2 separate regions of the Homo sapiens genome follow, and region 2 is linked to region 1. Evidence: chromatin loops called from intact Hi-C (ENCODE). Cell type or tissue: heart left ventricle. All regions are shown on one strand. Each heading gives the region's core, and the rest is flanking DNA. Links, peaks and the distances in the headings are about the cores only.

Region 1 (6,288 bases), core at 931-4,930:
GACTCCTCCAGCATCTCATCTCTCATAAAGACTGTTCTGATTACATCAGACCCACCGTGATAATCCAGGATGATCTTCCCATCTCAAAATCCTTAATCATATCTGCAAAATCCCTATTGCCATATAAGGCAACATTTGCAGGTGTTGGCAATTAGGATATAGACATATTTGGGGGCCATATATCATCACAACAACCAATTCCCAAATTGCAGTATGTTAGTCAACATGAAAAAGCTAATTAAATATGTCAATGAGGCAAACTCTTCTTGCAGGCTGACAGTTTGCCATTTTTGGAACTTTTCCTTGGGTTCTTTACCTTTTTTACTCCTCTCACTTCTTGCAGCACATCTTATATAATAAAGGGTTTCACACTTGGGAATAGCATGTGCTGTGAAGTGAAAAATGTGATAGTGAAGTTTAATATAATTCTATGGCCGGGTGCAGTGGCTCATGCTTGTAATGCCAGCACTTTGGGAGGCTGAGGTGAGTGGATCACGAGGTCAGGAGTTCAAGACCAGCCTGGCCAAGTGAAATCCCGTCTCTACTAAAAATTCAATAATTAGCTGGCTGTGGTGGCCAGCACCTGTAATTCCAGCTACTCGGGAGGCTGAGGCAGGAGAATCGCTTGAACCCAGGAGACAGAGGCTGCGGTGAGCTGAGATCGTGCCACTGCTCTCCAGCCTGGGCGACAGAGCTAGACTCCATCTAAAATACATATATGTGTATGTGTAAAACACATATATATATATGTGTTTGTGTGTGTGTATATATATATGCATATTTGTATATATATAAACGCATATTTGTGTGTGTGTGTGTATGTGTGTGTATATATAGTATATATATATATATATATATATATATATATATATATATATATATATATATATAAAATTCTGTGAGCCAAGGATTGTGGGGGCAACACTCTTAAAAAATGCACTTTTATTTTTATTTCAGTTAAGGACTTTTAAAATGCATTTTAATTAAGTATATTTTGAATTGTTTGCATATGATTTTCTAAGTCATTTGTCTACAATATAATTTGTAGTTCTTACCTAACATAGATATCAGTCAAAATAGATGTTAATGATTTTAAGTTGTAGAAATATTATGATTTATCAAAGTCTATCACATTGGCAAATCCAAAATATTTATAAAAGCAACATAACAACATATAGCACATTTTATCTCAATCATCCTATTAATGTTTTGTCGGGTCTTTTTGGTATTGCAGAAAATAATAAAAACATTTCTGACAACAAAATCATCATCCAGGGCAAGGCTGATGGTCCTAAAAATAATGCATGTGTAACTTGTGTCTTAGAAGCAAGTTTTTTCTGAAACAAAAGAAAAACCTTTTGTTCTCTAGTTAATTACTTCATTATGTTGTAGGTCCAGAATTCTTTCTGAAGAAACCAACCCATTTTAAGGGAAATCACAAAATATTACAGATTATACCATTCAAAACCATTCAAAAATATGGAAGATGTTGACGTTACATAATAAAGCATCTGTGTTAATGTGAAAGAATTTAAGCTTAGGCAACCAGTGCTTCAGTAATGTTTTGATTTCTGTCCACATAAAAATCCTCTTTTGTTTGTAAATAAAGAAGGGGAAATATTTCACTGTGGCATGTTCATCTATTACCTGAAAAATCAGTGGGGTCCTGCAGTTAATCACAGCATTTTCTAATGGGATTTAAAGTTAGAGCTGTCCTCAGTTTTCTTGTGTGCAGATATAAAACATTTGCTCACCAAAACCAGCTCATTTTCTTAGCTTTGTATTTTGCTTCTAGTGTGGGCTAGCTCAGCACTCAAAGATACAGATTTCCTACTATTTTGTATTTCCAGAAATGCCTGTCTTCCATACGGGTGTACAACTTTTAACAGTAATAATTTGAGATGGAAGGGGATTCAAAAGCAAAATCTGCTTTTGAGTCTGCTTGCAAGATACTCAGGGAAATATAATCTCCATTTATTAAATTTGACTGCACTATCATACATAAAGTGGTGGGAGGGAAAAATCTCTTGAAGCTAACTTGATAGCTGAGACTACTCCAGCTTTCTCCTTTGTAATGCCTGTGGTTGTCTCTTCTGAGAAGTGTGATTCAAAGCCATTTTGAGTACCTCACATTCCTTAGCAGAACCTTCTGTGCAAGGCCAGCTACTTCAGAACTAGGTGACTTGCTGCAAAAGAATTAAAAAAAAAATACTAGGATCCTCCTGAGATGACAATTTCGGGAACTACTCTTATGCAGCAGGGAAATTCAGGGCCACACACTTAAGAAAATGAACTATTCCTTGAAACCTGGCCATTTAGCTCTTGAGAAGAGGTTACACATTTTCATCTACTCTTAGCATGGCCAATGATGTTGTGAATGCTCTGAAACTATGCTTTTGTTTTGGAGAATTCTCTCAAAGAAAGCTCCTTTTTTTTCTTCCTAAACACACGTGCAGACACACAACTTACACACATAGTTTTTGTAAATGGCAGCAACACTTCTTATATATTCCCAGAGTGGAAGGAGTACTATTAAACAAAAGTGTCCCTATGTTGAATATACCTGGAACTTTTGAGTAGGGATCATAACTTCTAATCGAGAAGGAAAATAGGACAGTAAACATGTTAAAGGTGCACATACACTGTTGTTATGTAATTGCTGGTTAAAACATGTGATGCTGCATGAAGATAACTATCCTTAGGAAACTTCTGAAAATATATTAAACTACAAGGGGATTTGATTTAATCAATCACTGGAAATGAAATATGAAAAGATTTTAACTTTTTGCCTATCATATTTAATTCTAATCCAACCCTAAAAAGGAAGCACCCTCTGCTGGATTATGTAAGATATAACTGTGACCCAAAAGTAAAAAAGAGTGAGTCTAGCTATAATCAGAGAAAGGGATTACTACTGTATATTCACATGTATCAGGGTATTCACTGCCTGACCTAGATCCAAGACAGCCTTTTTGGAGATTTAAAAAATATCGCATTTATTTTTGATATTTTAGTATGAAGATTTAATATTGGTGACTAGAATGTGTTTGAAGACCTAAAAAGTCTAGAGAAGCTCATCTTAGCCCAGGTTACTTAAAACAATACGTGAAGTATACATTCTAATATATAGTCCAGTGATTAAATATGTCAAACTCAAATTACTCAATGGTTAGAGATTTTAAAAGTTTCAAGCTAATCTTGCAATTTTTCTGAATGTGGTAGTAAAATGCTAAGTATTTTTCTGTTTTTTTTCCTTAAAAATATTAAGTGAATATACTACCAATTTATATTAGAAAATAATATCCATTTACTTAAATTACTAAGCAAATATTCCATTTTTTTCTCTGTAATATCACTCATTAAGGTATTCCATTTGATATTTTTCCAGTTTACTTGCTTGTTAATTAGCATTTACTAGCAGTCGATGATATCTGGAAGTGTATGGCACCTTAAATCTTGTTGAATGAGTGAATAACTCAGACTCATAGACACAGACATATATCTCCAAAACTTATACTCAAGCTAAAGTTCTGGAAACAAGCAAAACCTGTTCTATGTCTTTGCAGATTCTAATTTAAGCAGAATTTGTTGTTGTCTGGTTGAGTCAGATCATCCTTAGCATAACACAGAGAAGCTACTCTGTGCTGATTATTATCAATTTATTGAAGATTTTAAATGCTATAATCTAGAATTTTTTCTGTAGTTAGAATGATTAGGATTCTTGAAAAAAAAAAGACTTCTAGCTTGATAAGCTTGTTATAGTACTTTTGAAGCATATCCTTCAGTTTCTGTCATTTTTTTCTTTGTAAAAAAATGAAATAATCATTCATCTTTACAATACAGGTTACAATTCCTTATGCATTTATGAAAAAAGTAGGCACAACAATATTTAAGTCAACCTTTGGCTGATTCAAAGTGGGTAGCAGAATAAAATTAGAATACAGGTCTCCCTCATTATTTATCTAGGAATCTATTGTAGAAGACTTGAAGTTATTTGAAGTAAGGACTATGTGTGACTTTTTGTCACTGATAGAAAGAAAGGATCCTAGGAAAGTAGCTAGAATATTATAAGCACTAAACAATCATTTGTATCAAATCTAGAATCTAAAGTTAATTCGCCTATCTGAAGCATAGGACAATTTTGTTCTTTTTTATAATTGTTACCAGCATACTGAGATTATTCTGGGACCTTGCTCTCCATTGAGATCTCTTTCTCTTTCTCTCTCTCTGTTACAAGGTGAAATACATACATCTGCATGCTCATGACACATTAGTGGGCTGGACAACAGAATCAGTGCAGTAATGGAGACCAATGGGCTGGAATTCCAGTTCTACCCATGCTTATTATCAAACCTATTACTCTTCTGAGCTTCACTTCATTCATCTGTAAAACTGGGTTAGTATATTATTTAGGGCCACTGTGAGCATCAGAAATAATGCACACAGAGTGCTTGAAAACTTAGGAAGTGCTCAATTAAGATTAACTTATTATCATTACTTATCCAGCATCATTTCTTCCATTGCCTGGTGATTCCTCTAAGTTCCCCCATACTAGTTCACAGCTCTAAGCCAATAAGCATATTTCTTTCTCTTTGTTTATCCTACTACTCTCCATAAATCTGGAAACCTCCTAGTTATCCTTCAATATCCCATTGAAGAATATACCTTGCAATGCTTTTTCTGGCTCTTGCAAGCAGAGTTATTGCTGCTTCCTTTCTGCCAATATAATTCCTCATGATTTTATTGTAGTTTTTTTCATAGTGTATTGCAGTTACTTTACCTGATGTCTATTATGTAGTAGGTACTAATAATGTACCTATTTTGAATTTTGAATAAATAAAAGAAACAGAACTCTGGTTAATAAATATTGATTACATATTATTATGTACCACACGTTATCAATACTAAAGTGCAGAAAAGAATACAAAGAAGAGTAAGAAAAGATCTCAACGGGAAACCCAAAAATGAAAACATGAAAGAAAAGAATGAGCAGTGAGCAATACAAAGGAGTATAGTATACAATAAATTCCACCAGAGTAATACAGACAGTAAGAACTATACAAGACAGCTGGAGTATAAAGAAAGGGCTGCATTAACAAGATATTGTTGAGGTGGAACTGCGAAGACATGTTAAGTTTTAGATGTGAGAGTGTGTGAGGATGACAGCACTGGTAACTGGAACAATAGAAAAATATTCAATATAGAAAACATTAATGATAAAAACTAACAAAACCTGTTCTAAACAGCCTACAAAAACTAAATCCTTTAATCTTTACAACAGCCCTGTGAGGTGGATTCTAGTATCACAATTTTGCATATGCAGAAATGGATTTCCCAGGTCATGCAATTTGCTTCCAAGGACACTCAACTAGTGGCAGATTCAGGATTTAAGTGGAGGTGGTCCACCCCCAGAGGCTAAACCCTAACCACTATGCTACACTACCATATATGTAAGTCTATCATGAGTTTGAGAGGTATTTGTATTGAATAGGATGACACTGATAGAAAGAATTATTCTTAGAATGCAGTGATTGGACAGCTGACTGTCTCCATATGTGTCTGTCCCTCTGTTAACATCAGTAAAATGCCTTATTCAGCCAACTTGGAGACTGAATGAGGCACTTGAAGGAGAATGCTCTGGGCCTGGCAAGCTGGTGCCACAAAAGACACGATGCTCTTCTCTACACACTTGGAAAAAAGGGGACCCACTACTGCCCGTAAGACAACTGGATGGCATATGGCTCAAGCTGCATTGAAGAGAGTTTCCTCTTTCAAGGGTTGTGTCTCATGTTCACCAGCAAGCTTTCAATTTGGTAACAATATAAAGGAAGGCTTCAATATGCTGGCCTGCAAAGTGCTCCCTGACCTGAGCCCAGAAGCACCCTGAGATGTTTATAAGCCTCAAACTCTACTAGATTTGTACTTGAAGGGTTGGGATTTATAAGTGATATCCAAATGCCATTTGTAAAACAAATAAGGAAAGAAAATATGAATTGTACATAGCTTAACCTAGTATTAGTTTAGCTTTTGAATTTTTAGACATAATATGCAATGTTTGCCATTTAATTATTAGAGCTCATATGTAACTATTCAAGCTAAGTTACAGAGCTGGACATGACCTTTTATAGACATAGGACAGCATTTTTAGAATTAAAAAATTATTATTCTTTTTAACTTAGAAGCTTAGTGTATTACAGTGCAAAGGACAGGAGAGGAGTGACCAGGAAATTCTAGCTTCTGGAGTGTAGCCTTGGCTGTGCCACTAATTAGCTAGGTTACTTTTGACAA
Region 2 (4,000 bases), core at 1-4,000, 230 kb before region 1:
ATTGCCCCTTTTTTGGGTCTCCCACAGCAGGCTTGGTTGATCTATTAATCTATTAATCTATTGATCTGTTAATCTACCTTTCTGTATTAAAATGTAATCTCACTGAAAGCAGAGTCTGTCTTACTCATCTTTTAATGTTTAGCCTACAGCCTAGTGCCTGGCTTATACAAGTTCAGAAAAAAGTGAGTTAGGAGTGTCAACTGGAGAACTAGACTTGTTCTTTATTACTCCATAGACATTGTGGTTGAAAGGGCAGGAATGGCTGAAATTCTTAAGGGAGAGAATGTGAAGGAATAAAAGGAAGGGCAAATATTTGAGCTAAAAGAAATGCAAAAAGAGACCCAGCAGAGGGAGGACAGTTACTCAGAGATCCTACTTCCCAGCCCCATCAAGTTTTCTCACTATTCCGTATGGGTTTCAAACAACTACATATTCTTGAATCCTGAAGGTGGGAAAAGAAATTAGAAAGGTAAAATTGAAATTGAGTTGTTTGCTGTTACAATACTGTTTCAACAGTATTGTAAAATCTTACATTAATTTTTTCCCATAAAAAGCTTTTCCGTTTTGCCTATAATTGTAGAAGTACTACAGTAGTATTTTAGTGGAAAGATAATAATAGGAGCTCATGATATGACCATAAAGTTATAATCAGAGCTTCCAGAAACAAATTTTCTGTGACTTTGGAAAGATATGTCACTGCATTCCTCAAAATACTTAATTTGCTTGGATGATGTTTTGTTTTGTTATGTTCTGTTTTCTCAGGCGCAGTGCCTTCCATCCCATGTTACAATAATGGTGTGGGCGAAAGGTTTAGAATTCTGCTTTCCAATGCAATATTTGCTAGTTCTTTGGAAAATAGGACTTCAAGAAATGTCACTGCTCAGCCAACACATTAAATTGAAAAATAGTAATACAATGAGGAGTGTGTGTATGGAGAGTAGGCATGATCAGAGTTGACTATATCAAAGTATAAATCATTCTGCACATATAAATCATTAATTTTTGTTTACTTGAAATATTTAAATTAGCTGTCTTTTTTTAAAAAATAAAGCAATTATCCATCAGAAGTATTTATAAATAGTAAGTGTTTCTGTAGGGCCAAAAGTAAACATTTAAGTGCCTTATCTTAAAGTTTAGGAAAATAAGTTAACTAGGTAGTTTGTTATCATACCTATGTATTTGGTGAGGAGCAAAGAAACTATTTTACAAGGTTCTGAAAAATATGTAACTTAATATTGAAACATAGAGATAACTCAAAATATGCCTCAAGCCTCAGAGCTCTTCTTTTGTAATAACCAATAATTTATAGGCCATCTTAAAGAAGAAATAGAAGCTATCAGCTATGTATGGACTTCACCGTTGTTTTTTTGTGTTTGTAGACAAGCTATCTTAGGTCACTGCTTTAGCAAATTAAATTAGCTCAGCATTCACTCAGGAGATGGGTGAGGAGGAAATAAAACAATGGAGATACAGATAGATTGGCCAGGAAGCTTTAGGGTGTGGGGTAGTTGGATGCAGAGGCTATTTAGAAACCAGGCTTCAGAATAATGGAAAGAATTGAATAAATCCTATGACTCTACTAATGCACCAAAGTTTTGTTTTGTTTTGTTTTTTAGTACAGTGATGAAATGTTAGGTGATTTTTTTAGGTCAAACATAATATGTAGGCACAGCAGCCAGGCTGGAGATGAAAGTTTGTTCGTGAGGGATTCAACCTCAAGAGCTCTGTCAAGTGCAGGTAATAGAGGAATTGAAGATTTACTTTAGAGTTTCAGGATTAAATGAGGTCCAGAGCTAAATCTGGGTAGATTTGGAAGAGCAGTCAGATATGTATTATTCTGAGCAGGACTGTCATTAACATTTTAGTTCAATTAATTTGGAAATTGAGTAGAAATTAGGAAATTAGGAGGAATAGCTGAATGTAGTTTGGAGATGATCATGAGTTGAGTTTTAGATCTGTTCAGTTTTGTATGATTATACGTAATTCAAGAGGAGAATTCCAAAATGCATTTGGAAATATACAAATGGAGCTGGAGAGAAGGAGTTAGAGGCAAATATACTTATTCATATTTGTTCTCATAGAGGAGACACTTCACTATAAATCTGGATGAGATTTTAAAGTAGAGATTTCAGAGAAAAGGTCAGATGGCTGAGAACTGAGTGACTCAGCGATCACTGGAGGCCAGCCAGTTTGGTGGGATGGGAGTGTGGGTTCAGCTTGTGTGCTTGGGAGACAATCCCAAGGAAAGTTCAGATTTTTCTCCAGAGGTAATATCAGATAGACAGTAAGTCAGAGTAAGGCCATACTGATAAAATAGCCTAGAGGAGAGGTCACAGTGCAAAGAAAAGAGGACGATTATCTGGCTGAGAGGAAACAAGAAATGTGAGGGGGAGACAGACTGGAGATAATGATATCATGAGGCAGGGAAAGAATGTTTTAAAAAGAGGAAGAGAACTATATCAAGGTGCACCAGATATTGATGACAGGTTCAGTAAAATGAGCACTGAAATATTTCTGTTGGTTGTGACAACATGGACATCATTTAGTGACCTTATTAAGAGTTGTTTTCATGGAGAAGCCACAGTGATGTGGGTTGTAGAATGTGTAAACAGTTCTAGAAAGGCCAAAATTCAGGGCAGAAGTGCAAGTCCAGAAGGGTTGTTTTCTTGGTGTGTATTATTTTGTTTTAAGATAGGAACAATTTCAGTATGTTTACATTCAGCTGGAAAAGATCCAGGAGAGAAGGAACATTTGAAGATATGAGAAGGCAATAATGATACCTTCTTGACAAACCAGCATATAGTGTATTTAGACTTTAGATCTATAGTTTAATACACTGAACTAAATGAATGCATTGACATTGTCAAAGCAAGAGAATTGAGCAACCAGAGAAGTATTTACCGAATTGTTAACCTCGATGGCTCTGCTCTGTAAGGGTTATGTGGTTGACTAATTTTAGAAGACTTCTCAGTAACCTCTATTGAATGATTTGGTACAAGGACACGTAACCTTTGGTGACTAAAAAGCCTTTCTCAAATCCCTACTCCTACGTCATTCCATGAGCATTTATTGAGTTTGAATGGAGGGGATTGATAGGGCCTTAGGATTCTGAGTTCCAAGTCTCTGACTTGTGTTTTGGATCACAAATTGATTAAAATCGATAGCATCTTATATTTTATGTTCATAAGGCCCTTAATTGAATTTAATCATAGCTTTTACACATAGTATAGTATAAGAAGTAAAAACAAACATAGCTAAGCAAACAGCTAAAGAGAAGAAAATATAAGTAAAGAAACCACTGCATAATGCAGACAAATGGGAAACAGTAGGTTAATTTTAAAATATATTTAAAGTAAATTTATGCTTTAGTATGCTCTACTCATCATTGAATTACTATCACAAAGGCTTGAAAAGGTTAAAGCTTAATCTATAATAAAAAGGAGTTTTGATTAATTGTGATAATCTTTTACACAGTGATTCTGATCATTTTTGATCACATGGGCTTCTTTGAGAATCTGACAAGAGTTATTTCCACCCGCAAAGTTTTAAAAACAGACAACAAGATCCTGTTAGCACTGTGTTATTCTTTTTTTTTTTTCTTTATACTTTAAGTTCTAGGATACATGTGCACAACGTGCAGGTTTGTTACATATGTCTACATGTGCCATGTTGGTGTGCTGCACCCATTAACTCATCATTTACATTAGGTATATCTCCTAATGCTATCCCTCCCCTCTGCCTGCCCCACGACAGGCCCCAGTGTGTGATGTTTCCCTTCCTGTGTCCAAGTGTTCTCATTGTTCAATTCCCACCTATGAGTGAGAACATGCAGTGTTTGGTTTTTTGTCCTTGAAATAGTTTGCTGAAAATGATGGTTTCCAGATTCATCCATGTCCCTACAAAGGACATGAACTCATCCTTTTTTATGGCTGCATAGTATTCCATGGTGTATATGTGCCACATTTTCTTAATCTAGTCTGTCACTGATGGGCATTTGGGT

What was found. Hi-C counts contacts between places; a loop is a spot of excess contacts. Peaks named below come from ENCODE experiments on the same cell type or tissue, not always from the same donor. Only the 100,000 strongest peaks of a DNase experiment are listed, where the experiment ranks them.
Region 2: it touches region 1 in a loop (2.0-fold over the local background); 3 of 110 quality-filtered maps call a loop at or near these places.

The regions. Positions count from the first base shown.
Region 1 is chr7:115,214,725-115,221,012 of GRCh38, forward strand. All of the region lies in intron 1 of LINC01392 (long intergenic non-protein coding RNA 1392), which reads right to left. Among named protein-coding and RNA genes, the nearest start is that of LINC01392, 13 kb to the right of the region's middle. RefSeq lists an enhancer at 1,835-2,391. In heart left ventricle, for the core only: a CTCF peak has its summit at 2,829 (motif pointing left); no DNase peak of the experiment used is centred there.
Region 2 is chr7:114,986,765-114,990,764 of GRCh38, forward strand. All of the region lies in intron 4 of MDFIC (MyoD family inhibitor domain containing), which reads left to right. Among named protein-coding and RNA genes, the nearest start is that of MDFIC, 67 kb to the left of the region's middle. In heart left ventricle, for the core only: no CTCF peak of the experiment used is centred there; a DNase peak (open chromatin) is centred at 2,177; H3K27ac peaks cover 1,537 bases.